Linked DNA regions of Homo sapiens: region 1 is linked to region 2. A link is an interaction called in ENCODE POLR2A ChIA-PET data of the cell type or tissue named here. Cell type or tissue: MCF 10A. All regions are shown on one strand. Region 1 overlaps DST (dystonin). Region 2 overlaps DST (dystonin).

The links. ChIA-PET counts read pairs that join two places held together with the same protein. Peaks named below come from ENCODE experiments on the same cell type or tissue, not always from the same donor. Only the 100,000 strongest peaks of a DNase experiment are listed, where the experiment ranks them.
Region 1: POLR2A ChIA-PET joins it to region 2 with 13 read pairs; 4 of 35 experiments call an interaction of 5 or more read pairs at or near these places.

The regions. Positions count from the first base shown.
Region 1 is chr6:56,709,701-56,717,700 of GRCh38, reverse strand. The region is part of intron 5 of DST (dystonin); the gene reads left to right. Among named protein-coding and RNA genes, the nearest start is that of DST-AS1, 130 kb to the left of the region's middle. RefSeq lists enhancers at 200-740, 1,943-2,504, 2,505-3,065, 3,231-3,280. In MCF 10A, CTCF peaks have their summits at 6,300 and 6,502 (motif pointing left); DNase peaks (open chromatin) are centred at 2,480 and 4,150.
Region 2 is chr6:56,638,518-56,646,517 of GRCh38, reverse strand. It overlaps DST (dystonin), which reads left to right. Exons shown (of 104, transcript NM_001374736.1): 14 at 336-431; 15 at 525-652; 16 at 4,015-4,108; 17 at 4,417-4,571; 18 at 5,913-6,375; 19 at 6,461-6,589; 20 at 6,745-6,822; 21 at 6,907-7,068; 22 at 7,155-7,259. Among named protein-coding and RNA genes, the nearest start is that of DST-AS1, 200 kb to the left of the region's middle. In MCF 10A, no CTCF peak of the experiment used is centred here; DNase peaks (open chromatin) are centred at 3,457 and 5,947.

The DNA of each region.
Region 1 (8,000 bases), 71 kb before region 2:
CCAAAATAGTAATTGGTGGGTTCAGGTGGAGCCAGCAGTTGTCAGATATGCAAAAAACCTGAAAAGACATCTCAAAAGGCCATATTAGCTTCTGCAATAGTGATGCTATCTGCAGGAGTAATTGGGGAAGCTGCATATCTTACGACCTCTGGAATAATGATGGGTAACCATTTATGTCTGTACCTTAGCAGAATTTAGACTCCTCTCATCCCTTAGTCTGGTGGTCTCTCATTAGCTTTACAAAGGCAGTTAGTTGAATTTGGGGGAATGGCTATTATCATTTAAACCAGGGGTTTCCAACCCCTGGGCCACAGACCAGTTTCTGTCTGTGGCCTGTTACAGCAGGAGGTGAGTGGCCAGTGAACAAGCATTATCACCTGAGCTCCACCTCCTGTCAGATCAGCAGTGCCATTAGATTCTCATAAGAGTGTGAACCCTATTGTGAACTGTGCTTGCCAGGGATGTAGGTTGCATGCTTATTTATTTATTTATTTATTTATTTATTTATTTATTTATTTGAGACGGAGTCTCGCTCTGTTGCACAGGCTGGAGTGCAGTGGCACGATCTCGGCTCACTGCAAGCTCTGCCTACCGGGTTCACGCCATTCTTCTGCCTCAGCCTCCTGAGTAGCTGGGACTACAGGCGCCTGCTACCACGCCCAGCTAATTTTTTGTATTTTTTTAGTAGAGATGGGGTTTCACCGTGTTAGCCAGGATGGTCTGGATCTCCTGACCTCGTGATCCGCCCGCCTTGGCCTCCCAAGGTGCTGGGATTACAGGCGTGAGCCACCGCACCCGGTCGGTTGCATGCTTGTTATAAGAATCGAACACCTGATGATCTGAGGTGAAAGTTTCATCCTGAAACCATCCCCACCACCCTGACCCTGGTCTGTGGAAAAATTGTCTCCCATGAAACCAGTCCCTGGTGCCAAAAATGTAGTGGGCCACTGATTTAAATTATAAACTAAATGTCTCCCAATAATTAAGGGCAGTTTGAAGGCTGGACTGCCCAGTTTGGTGGGGTTGGTTAGATCTGATCTCTTTCACTACCATAATTTTCTTACTCAAGTAATTTTCACAAAGGCAGTTTCATGAGTAGCTGGGATTACAGTTGTGAGCCATCCCCCCGGTTCTCTTTGCCTATTTTTAGATTGGGTTTAAATGCTCGTATTGTTAAGTTTTTAAAAAATAATGTATGCTTTTGGTATCATACATAAGAAATCTTTGCCTGACCCAAGGTCATAAAGATTTACTGCCATGATTTTATCTAACAATTGTGTAGCTTTAGCTGTTACATCTAAGTCTATGATTCATTTTGTGGAAAAGGTTCAAGCAAATGATTTTGCGTAAGGATATTCAGTTTCCCAGCATCATTTGTTGAAAAGGCTATCCTTTCTCCACTGAATTGCCTTTGTTCTTTTGTCAAACACCAGTTGTCCATAAATGTACAGGTCTATTTCTGGACTCTCTGTTCTGTTCCATTGATCTATATATCTATTTTTATTGAAAGTGTTTTGTTTTACGATTCATTATTCAGTCTTGAAATTTGATTTATCTAGACACTTTCCAGCCAGTCATTTACCAGACTAATTTAGATGGATAAGAGTTTTAGGGGTGGAGGGCAAGCTTCCTTTTTGCCCTCTTTGAAGATTTGCTGAAATGCTGACAACAGACAGATTCATAGGAGAAAAAGGCATACAGATTTATTTACGAATGCGTAGACTTGGAAGTCCTTCAAATATGAGACTCAAAGAAGGGCCAGATGGTTAGGGCTTATGTACCCTCTTCACAGGGGAGAGGGAAGGGGGGCGTATAGGAAATTTTAGAGGGGCAATAAATGATTTTCAGGGGAAATGAATGAGCTTAAAGAACAATGGCCTGGGTACAAAGTTCCTCTGAGCTCTGGGGAAGCTGCTGGGAAGGTGAGGGGCAGAACTTCATTTGTCTTATTATTCAGATAAAGTCTTTTAGGTAATCTCTCTGAGCTGCCCTGAGAAGAATAGATGAAAAGTCTGTCTGGGCATGGTGATGACTTTTAATCTCTTCTCTTTTCTGTGGTTAATCTTTCCTGGCTATTTGATGTAACTGCTAGAGAGAGGTCTTAAGGCAATTGCATTTCTTTTGGACAGAAATTTCCCTAGTCAGCTAAGGAAATTCTAGAGATCCTCCCTCTTTGCGCTTGGTGAGGAGTGGGAGAGAAACAAGAGAAGGTTAGAAAGTTAGGCAACTTCTAAAGACTTCCAATTTCTTCTCTTCAAAGTGCTCAGCATGCCAAAGCACCATACTTTGGAGGTGTCATTCTGTGCTCCTTAATAGGGGAAATACTTAGGAGGCTTGGCATGCAGAAGTGGACATTTCTCTTCAATGTGTTAGTCATTCAGAAGCAATTTACTTAACTCCAACTGTGTGGCAGAACATGATGCCAGGCACTAACTCCGATAGATGCCATGATGGGCCTTGGGGCAAACACAAATCCCCTGCTAGGAAGTCATTTGATGGGATTTGTGAATCCATTTCCTGAGTTTCTGTTTTTTTCCCTGTGATCCGGCAGGCATTCAAGAGCCCACAGCTGAGTGCATGGCTAAGGTCAAATGCAAAGTGTAGGTGACTAATCTTTTGTTTATTCAACAAAAGTTCTTTGAATATCTACTATATGAAAGGCACTGTGTCAGACATTAAGCATTTGCAGTGAGGACCAAAGACAGGGCCCTTTCTTCTTAAGGAAATTATTAATACATTTATGTATATTGTCTACATAAAACTATAAGTAAAATGATGATTGGTGTACTGGTATAATCCAAAGAATATGGGAGTGCAGAAGAAGGAAACCATCACTGCCTGGATGACGTTAGAATTTGACCTAGTAGGAAAAGTAAGATTTCAGTAACTAGAGGAGGAGTTATCAATAGAGAAATATCACAGCAGAGGTTTTAGAATGTGACCTCAAATATTCAGGAGACATTTTGTTTCAAAATCTCTCTTAGCCATCAGGAATGGACATGAAGCTCTAGTTAGGGCACTGGGACCTGAGCATCTTCCAGTAAACCCATAGCTGTTATGTGGTTCACTTTCAGAAGTGTGGCCCCTGATTTGCTAGGTGTTACCTGGCTCTAGCCTGCTCTTGGTGAAACTTGTCACTTTAAAAGGGAGTGTGCTCAGACAGGGGCTGGAGAGAAAATAACTTCCACTTAGATTTCAGCTTTAGTAAGAGACATCAGTGCAGTACCTCTTCTGTGACACTGGGCTTTTACAACTGGGAAAACTAGTTTTTAAGCATCTGTGGTCCGGAGATCTCTGTTGAGTAGACTAGAATCTGAAAGTTTGGCAGACTTATGATGTCATTTAGGAAGTGATCACTTTGAAACTTTTAATCCTCCTACAGAAAGTATATTTCTGTTGCAGAGATTAATTTAACAGGAGTGTATATAGCATCTGTCAAATTTTTAATTAAGTAATTAAAAGAATAAACCTGTATTTATAATTCCATTCCAAACATATCAGTTCCCCAGATATGATTTTGGGTGGTTTTATTTTAGAAAAATATGAATCGTGGTACTGGGGACATGGAGTGTCATCTGGATTTAAGGAAACATTCTTTGACAGGGAAGAGGTGTTAAGCATCAGAACGGATTGTAGCAGTGGCAGTGGTATCTCATCATCTGGGGGTGTCTTTAAAAATAGTTTTAGTGTTCCTCTCCTTTTGTCAGTTGTCTTGATCATAATCCTGGGTTATTTCAAAGGTTTAATGAAGAGGATGCAACCAGTTGCTCTCAGTTGTTTATTTTCAAGGACCCAAGGAAATGAGCTTATGTTTAAAGAGGAGTGAATTAGTTTGCATATAAAGTATCTGAAAGTATCAGAGTATCGTCAAAGCCTTAAAACTATAAAATATGCTATGAAGAGACCCCTAGATTTTCCAGTCCTTGAGACTTGAAAAAAAGAGATGAAGCAACCACTTGTGTCATGCCTATCCTAATCTCTCACCTTAGGAAATAATGCTCTGAAAGGGACACCGGGAAGTGCCCATGATGGCATGACCAGAAGGTGTCTGCACTCCTGGCTGGCTGCACCTTTCCTGGAGCTGTATCTACCAGTGGATTCTGTTACTTGCCCAGCACTAACCCCGCTCTATGAGGACCTTGCTTCCTCTCGAGTCTGCAGCCTGACTCATATTGTAACCATTCCAGCAAGTGGCTCACTGTTCGGTTAAGGATAGAGCCATGTAAGACATTATCCAGGAAGTAGATGAAGTTAATTTTTGAGGTTCAGGTAGTTCTTTGATTGTGTGTGTGTGTGTGTTGAGATTATAGGTCAGGCATTGACAACCTATAGCTCATTTGACAAAAGCCCCAAAAGAGATGATTCAGCTCAGAAGTATTCAGGGTAGTTGCCACAACCAGCACTTTAATCAGAATTGCAAAGTAGTTGAAATTTTTATTTGTCACATCCTTATATTCCTTTTCTGATGCTTCTCTTCCCACTCACCAGCTGCCCAGGGTCTTCAGACTGCCTTTTACCTGGAATCATACCATGCCCTGCACTGCAGTGCTACTCCCCTACATGTTATTCCATCTTATCACCAACCATGATTAAGATTTCTTTAAAACCAATGATAGGTAGGTATAAAGAGAAAGTCAGTCTGGTAAAGTGACCTTGTGTTAGAAGCACATGACTTGAGAGGTTGCTGTATCTGTCCCAGGAGCTCTCTTTTTTTGTTGTTGTTTCAAAGACAGAATGCTTTTACTTGAATACATCTCTAAATTTATAATGATCAATTTGAATCTGATTTATGAATTTGGTATAACGTTACAAGAGAGTCATTAGCTGGGAGGATTTGATGAGGAAATACACATTTTTTGAACTAGTGTGAATTTTGATCATGATATAAATTTAAATAAAACTAATTTAAAATTATTTAAAATAACCTTTGCATGATTTTTATTTTAAAGTATTTACAATTCTGTTTTAAAAGCTTTTCAGTAAAAGCTGGAATTTAAAAATATAGTGGAATCTCTTTAAAACAGTGGTGGTAAAGAATAAGACTGTAATGGTGTCATTATAGACTACCTGTGTCAAGCAGACTTTGTTACACCTAGTTATATTTTTTAAGTCATGGCACACAGATGAACTATGTCTAATTAGCTATTAGTATTATAATAGCATTCTACTTCGTTGTCATTATTTGTCTTTATATTACAACCACACATTTTCACTTATTTCCATCAAAATTTTGTTTCCTTGATTAGGTTTTCTCCTTAGACACGTTAAGTGATAATGACCCTTGCTTTCCCAGCTTTTTCTTTCTTTTGCCCAAATTATGAGAAAGTAGGAGGAGTAGGAAAAAGGTGAGCATAGTAAGGATATGGATTGGTTTCTCCTCTTTTCCTTATGCTGGTGTTAAAAATTGCTCTTGACATAGTAGTACTTACCATGATTTTTTTAAGGTGAAAAAGAGTTTAAAGAAAGATTTATATAAGTAATGAGCTAGGAGGATATTTGAAAAACCTGTAAAAGGTAATGCCCATATTCTCCTGCCAAACAGACAGAATACTGGAAAGAAGCATCCTTAGTCTTATCTAAAATACCTCCTCCTATTTTTTTTTTTTTTTTGAGACGGAGTCTCGCTCTGTCGCCCAGGCTGGAGTGCAGTGGCGGGATCTCGGCTCACTGCAAGCTCCGCCTCCCGGGTTCACGCCATTCTCCTGCCTCAGCCTCCCGAGTAGCTGGGACTACAGGCGCCCGCCACTACGCCCGGCTAATTTTTTGTATTTTTAGTAGAGACGGGGTTTCACCGTTTTAGCCGGGATGGTCTCGATCTCCTGACCTCGTGATCCGCCCGCCTCGGCCTCCCAAAGTGCTGGGATTACAGGCGTGAGCCACCGCGCCCGGCCACCTCCTCCTATTTTTAAAAGATTGCACAATAATATTTATTAGCTGTTCTTCTCTCTCTCATATGTGGAATGGGTAATGCTGATGCCTTTACAAGCCGACGCTCGTTTGTTAGACATTGTAGTGTGGAGTTTGTCAAGAATACATCTTTAATAATCTGTCCAAGGAACTGGACAGATACCAAAAAAGATATACTATGCAGAGTATATTGATTTCTGAATTTATTTCTCCCTTTCAGTTACATTACATTATAATTACCCCACACCAAGATCTGTACAGCTATGCAAGAGATGAAAAATCTACAGGTTCAGGGGAAAATGTGAGCAAAAATAGATTTTTTATCTGTTTTCTTGATAATAAAAGGGAAGATAGGAAAGATAGAGACCTAAACTCAAACCAAACCAGAACCAACCAACCCTAACCTCAGACTGTTACAGAAAAGTTACCTATTTAAAAATATTTAAAAATTGAAATAGCCTTTTAAAAAGGTTACTGCAACCATGGCGAAACTGTATAGAAGAGAATAAAAAATACCTAGGTGAAACAGTGACTAAAATACCCCAAATCTTAAAGTGTTTATCTGTAATATATTAATAAATGTTTTTATTTTATTTAACTACCTAGTTCCACCTTGTGGTGAAAGACTAGGAAAGGCCATTCAGTTTTTGCATTTTAATTGATTATAGATTGTCTACCCAAAAGCTAAAAAGAGAAGCCTTCTTTGTGAAGGAGTGAATCAGGTCCAAAGAAGTAGACACATTATTTGTACCACCTAGTACCAATGTGGATTAAAAAAAAAACTCTCTATTATTTTATCCATTAATACCTTAAGATGTGTAACTAATACCTTTATTTCATAGTTTAAAAATAACCTAAAGGAGATGAATTCTATGTGGCCTTAATGTTGACTTAACGTAGTACCTTAAAAAACCATAACCGCCTTTTTATCATGCCAAATAAGGATATTTCCCTGTTTGACTTAACTGCACCAATTTCGAATTTATAATAATTTAGGTAGAATATGAATTGTAGTTTTATTCTTTCACAACTCCTGAAGAAGTAGTACTGAAATAAATTTGTAATGAAAAAACAACTTTAGATAAGGCAGCTACCTAAGATAATACAATGTTTTTGAGCATTTTTTGTGTGTATTTTAAAAGCATTAATTTTCTTATCAATAATTAATATGTTAATATATTGATATTTATGTTACCTCTATTTTTTCAAGTAGGCTGTCTAAGGAACTCTCCCAGGAGAACCTGACAGCTAATTTTTTATGAACGTACTTGTTTGATGTAAAAAAATTGCATTGAAAAATATTTTAATTTATAATTTTCACTAAAGCAAACTATCCTTCTTCTCGTCACCCAGTTAGTATAAGCCAGTGAGGCGATCTCATTTGGGACAAGCCTTCTTTTATTATTTATGTTTCTTTCTAAAGATAGCTGATTGTTTTCCAGAATACTGTATCCTTTAGATATAGAACTTCTTTAAGAGCGGACTGTGAACCCTTTATGTGGCTGATGTTTTGCTCCCTACTGCAGAGCTCACTAGGATGCCTGCATTTTACCCAAGGTTCATTAATGGAATGACTCTTCCAGTTTCCTTTTTTTCCTGAGGGACCTTTCCTCTATTATTGTGTACAGATTGGGCTCTTGATTTTACCTGTGATTGATTTGTTTTTGCTTAAGATAATAGTTTACAGGGAAGCTTTTATATTGGTCAGAGATATTATGGCCTCATTCTGTTTAAAATTCGTAGTTTTCTTTGTGTAGGAAAAGTTCAAGCTTCTTAACCTGGGATATAAAGCCTCTATGTCCACCGGCGCATCGTTCCAGCCTCATCTTCCACCTCATGCTTCATTGACTTCACCACTGCTTTCCTTCCTTGCAACTCATATGTAGTTTTGTGTGTCCTTGCCTTTTTCCTTTGTTCTTGCTCCTCCCTCCACCTGCAACATTCCCATCTTCTTTGCTGGGAAGACCTCAGACTGGGTTAAGCTCCTCATAGCTTCCTGAGTGTTCTCTGAATGCATTTATTTTATACTGCAATTTCTTGCCTAAATTTCTTTCATTTCAGATTACAGGCTTCAAGAGGTGGCACTCTTATTA
Region 2 (8,000 bases):
TTGGGAAGTGCATCTTTTAAAGGGTATGTTTTCTTGTTTGGAGGATGAGAGATTTTTAGTAGAGCACTAGTAAACACTGAATGGTTTATTATTATCCAGATCCCCCTGTGGCACTAAATCATGGCTCACATCAATAATTACACCCTCATCAAATTTTAGATAACCCACGTCACCAGCTGGCTGGAAATTGGTATTGTCTTTGAGTGTCGGTTTAACAAAGGAATTCCACTGACTGCATATGATACAGTACATAACACTTGAAGTGGTGGCTTAGTGAGATCATGAAAACAGATCTTTTAAGTTTGGTCCTTAATTTCTTGTCCTTTTTATTTTAGGCACTTTATAATCAGTATTTACAGTTTAAAGAAACAGAAATTCCACCAAAGGAGACAGAAAAATCAAAAATTAAACGTCTATATAAATTATTAGAGGTAAGCTCAAATTTGCTTTGTATTGTCAAGCATAGTCTTTGTTTTGTTTTGTTTTCATTTTTGCTTCACATTAAAGTTTTTTGTTTTCTCAAGATTTGGATAGAATTTGGACGCATCAAGCTCCTTCAAGGTTATCATCCAAATGACATAGAAAAAGAGTGGGGGAAACTCATTATTGCCATGCTAGAGAGAGAGAAGGCCCTTCGTCCAGAAGTAGAAAGGTAGGCCAGAGGTGTTTTCTGCCATGAATATCAAGTGGGGAGGGGGCCTTTGTGTTCTTGTGAAAGAACTTAAGTTAAACCTCTGTTTACTTGGCCTTGGATAAGTCTCTTAATCCTTTTGATCCTCCATTTTCTTACCTAGAAACTCTTCTAAGAGATTTTAAGGAGGCAATCAGTGAAGTAATGTATATAAATGACCGGCTAGGCTGGATTGGTATGTGAAGTCTCATCTAATAAGGCTTTACAGTTTTAAAACCAGTCAAAATTACTTGTAATTTCTCATATTGACCTTAAGTCACCAGGGCCTGGATCTAAAAGCTTATAGGACAACAGCTGATTTTATTTCTTATTACATTTTTTTGCTATAGTTCTCTTTCCAAGGGGCATTGGAAACCAAAATCTAGCTTGCCTTCATTTAAAGGGTGTTGGATGGCGTCTAGAACACACTCAGTAAATGTTAGTTCAGGTTCCCTTTCTGCCACGCTTCTACAAGTGGATTTACTCCATGAAATCATCACTAGTTCTCTGTCATTTTGTCTCTCACTACATCCAGTTGCCCAGGAAGGTACCATTTAGTCTTCAGGAAATGCTTGTTGGATGAATTTGTCTCCCTTACAGTCTTAACCTGGTACCTGGGAATTGTGATCTGTGTTCCTCATTAGCCATGAAGTCTATAGGACCTAGACCTTGCAGGGTGTATTAGTCCATTCTCACGCTGCTAATAAAGACATATCTGAGACTGGGTAATTTATAAAGGAAAGAGGTTTAATTGACTCACAGTTACATATGACTGGAGAGGCCTCACAATCATGGTGGAAGGCGAATGAGGAGCAAAGTCACATCTTACATGTCAGCAGGCAAGAGCTTGTGCAGGGGAACTCCCATTTACAAAACCGTCAGATCTCTTGAGACTTATTCATTACCATGAGAACAGTATGGGGGAAATCGCCCCCGTGATTCAGTTATCTCCACCTGGCCCCACACTTGACACATGAGGATTATTACAATTCAAGATGAGATTTGGGTGGGGACACAGGCAAACCATATTACAGGGTAAGGCCTGTGTGGCCAGACACACCTCTCCAGCCCCCTTGCTCTCTGCACAGTAGCCACACTGGCTGCCTTACACCTAAACATTCTCAGATCTCAGCTCCAACATTATTTTCTCGAGAAACTTTCCATGGTTCCCTAGGCTAGTTCAGATATCTTGCTTAGAACTCTCATGTTTCCATGTATTGTTCCTTCATAGTGCTTATCTTGGTTGTATTTTTATATTTATTTCGGTGATTGCTTAAGTCTTGCCTATTCCACAGATATGAGCTCCAAGAATGTGGAGAGAAACCCTTGTTTTTTTTCTGTCCCTTGCGTTGCCAGTGCTTTACACAGCGCCTGACACAACATTAGAGGTGCTCAGTATTGTCATGTTCTCTGTGCCTTACACATTGACTTCAGGATTCAACGTTGTGAAATAATGCATAAAATAAATATATGAGAGCATGTCTAACCTGTCAGTCCTTTATTAAATTACTGATTACATTTATGTTAAAGTATAATAATATGTGTACATAACTGGATTATTAAAACCAAAACAAGCCATAAATATACAGGATGCAGCTTTTACGGAAAAGGTAATTTGAGTGATTGAAATGAGATACTATGTTAATCATTTGAAATAATGGAAAAGTATTCCAGAGGATACAGAGTAGATTTTTAGTCATCAGAACAGTAGCTGAATTTTAAGATATGTTCATAAAAGAAAGCAGAGAGTGGTTGAGAGTTCAGGGCCTAGAAGCCACTCAATTTTAAATTAGATTATTAGCTCAGCCTGCAAAGTTGTATGATGTTAGACAAGTTCTTTAACCGTCTAAGCCTCAGTTTCTTCATTTGTAAACAGGATGTAATAGTGCCTACTACATTGGGTGGTTATGAGTATGAGATGAGTTATGTATCTAAAATGATTAATTTCTTGCACATAATAATTACTTAATAAATGCCAGGTGCCACTGTTATTGTTTTGAGCTATTCTGTTCACTCACTATATTTGATGTGGCACTCTCACACTTGATCTTAGCCAAAAGGCCAAGAAGCAATTGGTGTGGCACTCTCAAATTTCCCCTTTCTTGACCCCTGAAAAGAAAAATATCTATTCTTAGAGTGGAGAAGTAACAGTATTATTGGAGGTAGGAAAATATTTAGGAGGCTGGTTGGATAAATGCCTTCATGTTTCTTCATGCGAATTTTTTGGCATTGTCTATGTATTGCGAGTAATAGCTATGTGGCATGGAAGTGTATGAAAAACAAATGGGAAAGAGCCAGTGTTCTTATGCCATGTAATATCCTATAGAATGGAAAAACAAGCACAGACAAATTAAATTTGTAAGCATTGCATCAGTATTCTACTTGGCACTTTATAGTAGGTTTAGAAGTAACATTACTGGGAGCGTGTCATATAAAGAAAGGTAAATGGATACTTTTTCCATTAATTTAACCTAATAAACAAATGACATGGTGGTTAAAATGGAAGCGTACTTTGCTTCTCATCAAATTCATTTGTTTATAGGTACTTCATAATTTCTAGCTGTTTGCCTTCCTTACATTATTCAGCACAGACCTGGTCTTTTGCAGAAGTCAGACTATGATTGGATATTTGTGTTCTTTTAGCTAATGATTGGTATTGCCAGAATAATCTTTACTAGTTGTCCTGGACATCTGTGAGGCATCTGAGTTGTTTTTTAGGTGGTTGCAATTGGATGACTCTTAGTGCAAATATTTGGCATATCCTTTCCAGTGACGCCCAATCTGCCTGCTTTGTTCATACTTGTAGGGTTTTAATACAAGCTACAAAAGGCAAACCTCAGCTAGCAAACGAATGGCTTTAGGCTAGATTCTTTTGAATAGTTATCAGCATATTATTTGCTGTGTGTTGCATATGCATGTTGAAGCATATTTAAGGAGCCACTAAAAGCTGTAATATTCAGCTGCCACTTTTCACCGTTAGAAGTAGAGCTTTTTCCAGACCTCCTACCTTTTAGTCTACTTTGAAAGGTGAAAGAAAGAACATCGTTTCAGGAATAAAAATGCACAGTAGTAGTTATAGTTACCGTAGCAGTGATTCTGTGTTTAGTAACACTACCAGCACTCGAACCAGTCTTGATTCAAATGAAAATCTTCTCTTGGTTCATTGTGGTCCAACACTGATCAACTCTTGCATTAGCTTCGGCAGTGAATCCTTTGATGGACACAGGTATTGAATCATTGGTGTGGGATTGTGTTTTACTTTTTGATGGGCAGCACTTTTCAGGAATGGTGAGCTCTTTGACTTCAAAGGGAGAAGCTTTATTTTATTTTGTCTCATCTTTTAGGTTAGAAATGTTGCAACAGATTGCCAACAGAGTTCAGAGGGACAGTGTCATCTGTGAAGACAAACTGATTCTTGCTGGAAATGCTCTTCAGTCTGTAAGTTAATTTTAGGAGCCATTGGGGTTGTGGTAGAGGAGTCACTGTGCGTTTGGATGAACTAAAACTTTTACATAATGTTTGGTTGATTCTTCGTAATACTCTCCACTGAAACTTAAAGTTTGTTAAAGATTATGATTGGTGTTTGCTCTCTTGAGAGACAAGAAGAGGGAAAACATATTTTTGAACCAACAAGGAAAACTAAAGAAAGCCCAAGTAGGCTTCTGTTCCAATATTTGATGTTTTATATTTCAGGTTGTTTTGAAACTTGTTTCACAGAATTAATACTGAGTTCTTTTAAAATACAGGATTCTAAAAGATTAGAATCAGGAGTGCAGTTTCAGAATGAAGCAGAAATTGCTGGGTATATACTTGAATGTGAGAACCTTTTACGCCAGCATGTAATTGATGTACAGATTCTTATTGATGGAAAATACTACCAGGCAGATCAATTGGTACAGAGGTAAGAGTGCTACTTATTCTTTCTCTGTCCTTTTTTTGTGTAACTGTTTCATGGGCATTTGAAATAGGAATGTAGAGTATGAAAATTTTATGAAATATATTTCTTTGCTGTTTTTTAGTTGAAAATGTGTGTCACATTTTTATATATTTTGGTGTTTAAGTAGGTACTTGTCTTTTAAAGATTAGCAATAGAAAAAATATTTTATGGTGCGTATAATACTGCTGCAGTAACTAACTCGTTAAAATGAATACCCTAGATATAGATGTAAGTTACATGCATACATTTACATACATTTAAAGTATTCATGGGATGTTTGAAAGAGAAAAAAATCTAAGAAAAGTGTCTGTTTTTTGTTCTTTGAGATGCAGTTTTGCTCTCTCACCCAGGCTGGAGTGCAGTGGTGTGATCTCGGCTCACTGCAGCCTCTGCCTCCTGGGTTCAGGCGATTCTCATGTCTCAGCCTCCCTAGTAGCTGGGATTACAGGCACCCGCCACCACACCTGGCTAATTTTTTGTATTTTTAGTGGAGGCAGGGTTTTGCCATGTTTGCCAGGCTGGTCTTGTACTCCTGACCTTAAGTGATCCACCTGCCTCAGCCTCCCAAAATGCTGTGATTATAGGCATGAGCCACCATGCCTGGCCAAAAAGTGTCATTTTTAATTCAGCTTTTTAGTTTTCTGTTTATCCTATTATGAAAATGTTCATAACAAAATCTTGAAAGAAAATACGTGTATAAAAACCTTTATCACTGAGAAGTGTGTGTATGGGGGTAAGTATGGAATATTTCAGGCTATAACCTCTCTCTCTCTCTCTCTCTCTCTCTCTCTCTCTGTGCATAAATATGTAAATGCAAAAATTTTAAATGATCCTTTGACTCAGTAATTTCACCTTTAGGAATCTATAGTAATTCTAAATATGAAAAATATATACATAAATGTAAAAATGATCATATTATGCTATAGTAATTGTATTCATTATAAATCATAGTTATAAAGACAAATAAGATTGAAAGTCCTCATAGTACAATGCTCATTGAAAAAAATCATGATGCAAAATTTTAGCAATGTGATTTCAATTGCCTCCTCATTTTGCTTGTTTGTATTTTTGAGCCGTTTAGGCATACTGAAAAATTGAGTGAAAAATACAGAGTTCCCATATGCTCCCTTATACCTCCCTCTTCCCCTGTTATTTACATCTTGCATTAGTGTGGCACATTTGCTAAAACTGATAAGCCAACATTGATACATCATTATTAACTAAAACCTATAATTAACATTAGAGTTCACTCTTTGTTACAAGTGCCTTTATATTTCACCTTATCCCTTTGGATTTTCTTTTCAGGGTTGCAAAACTGCGTGACGAAATTATGGCCTTAAGGAACGAATGTTCTTCTGTGTACAGCAAAGGACGCATACTGACAACAGAACAGACAAAGCTCATGATATCAGGAATCACTCAAAGTTTAAACTCAGGATTTGCACAGACCTTACACCCTAGTCTGACCTCAGGGCTGACCCAGAGTTTAACACCTTCCCTAACCTCTTCTAGTATGACTTCTGGCCTGTCATCAGGGATGACTTCCCGCCTGACTCCATCTGTCACTCCAGCTTATACACCTGGTTTCCCATCAGGATTAGTTCCAAATTTCAGTTCAGGAGTAGAGCCAAATTCATTGCAAACTTTGAAGTTGATGCAGATCCGAAAACCCCTTCTAAAGTCTTCTTTGCTGGATCAAAATTTAACAGAAGAAGAAATCAATATGAAATTTGTTCAGGATCTTTTGAATTGGGTTGATGAGATGCAGGTAAAAAAATGTTTACTTTACCTGAGTGTTTCAGTCTTTATTGTTATCAATTTCTTTTTTAAACTTAGTATTTTACTGTCTGAAGGTACAACTGGACCGCACTGAGTGGGGCTCAGATTTGCCAAGTGTTGAAAGCCATTTAGAAAATCATAAAAATGTTCATAGAGCTATTGAAGAATTTGAATCTAGTCTCAAAGAAGCTAAAATCAGTGAGGTATGTGAATTTAAAATTTGTATATATTTCATTTTAGTTTACTCTTGTTTTGCTTTTTACATGAAGACCCTGTAAATCAATAATAGATACATTAAGTGTGAGTCAGAATTCCTTCAGATTCCTGACTGGAGTGTCTTTTTAATCTCATGTTATAGATTCAAATGACAGCACCTCTTAAACTGACTTATGCAGAAAAGTTGCACAGATTAGAGAGTCAGTATGCAAAACTCTTGGTAAGTTTTTTTTTTTAAACCTTCTGTTTCCCTTATCTATATTTGGCAAAAACATGATTCTTATGATGATTTTCCTTACTAAAGAATACATCCAGGAATCAAGAACGGCACCTTGATACACTCCATAATTTTGTAAGTCGTGCGACTAATGAACTTATTTGGTTGAATGAAAAAGAAGAGGAGGAAGTTGCTTATGACTGGAGTGAGAGAAACACCAACATAGCTAGGAAAAAAGATTATCATGCTGTAAGTACACCCTTTGTACTTGCATACTAGGGTTGCATTTTAGGTTTATATATTTTTCTAACACACTTCTTAATTATTTCTTGAAGGAATTAATGAGAGAACTTGATCAAAAGGAAGAAAATATTAAATCAGTTCAGGAGATAGCAGAGCAGCTACTTCTAGAAAATCATCCAGCCCGGTTAACTATTGAGGTAAAGCTGGAAAGTGTAATGGTGTTGGTTGAATATTGATATGATTATTTCCCTTCAGATTCTTTTATTGCTGAGAAGTTGAAAATTACAAGCCATCTAACTTTTATTAAAACCTGGCTCAGAAATGTTTCTGACAAATTGTACTGATTGCCTTCAGTTCTCTGGCTCTAAGTATGTCACCCATCACTTAGAATAAAAGTACCCTTGTCAGCCTCTGTGGCTGAGAAGATGTATTGCTGTAAATATGAAGTACCTTCTCTGTGTAAGCATTGCCATATTATTTATTTCTGATTGTGTAACATTGCACAAGTGACATAGTATTGCCAAGCCTCATTTTCCTACCAAGAATGGGAGAGATTACCTCTAATCCATAGAGTTGTGATGAGAATAAGAAGGAAATAATTTACTCTTACTGCTTAGTATAGTTTTTGGTACATTATTTGTTCTCAAAAAAATACCAGCTGTTATGATTCAATTTAATACTTTTATTTATGCTCTGGTTTTGTGAGGTGTATTGGGACAGCATCCTGACAAGGCTTTATAATGTGCAGTGAACATTTCAAATTCAGAAGTGGAAAATTGAGATGGGATTTATCAGGTTGCCTATGCAGTTGGGACAATGTTTTAAATTGTATATTAGACAGAGTTAGTGACTTTCTGAATGGAGAATAGGGGGATTATGTAAGAAAGTAGGGATTGTCACACATGGGCAGTCAGATGTGATATTTTGCCAGAGGAAAA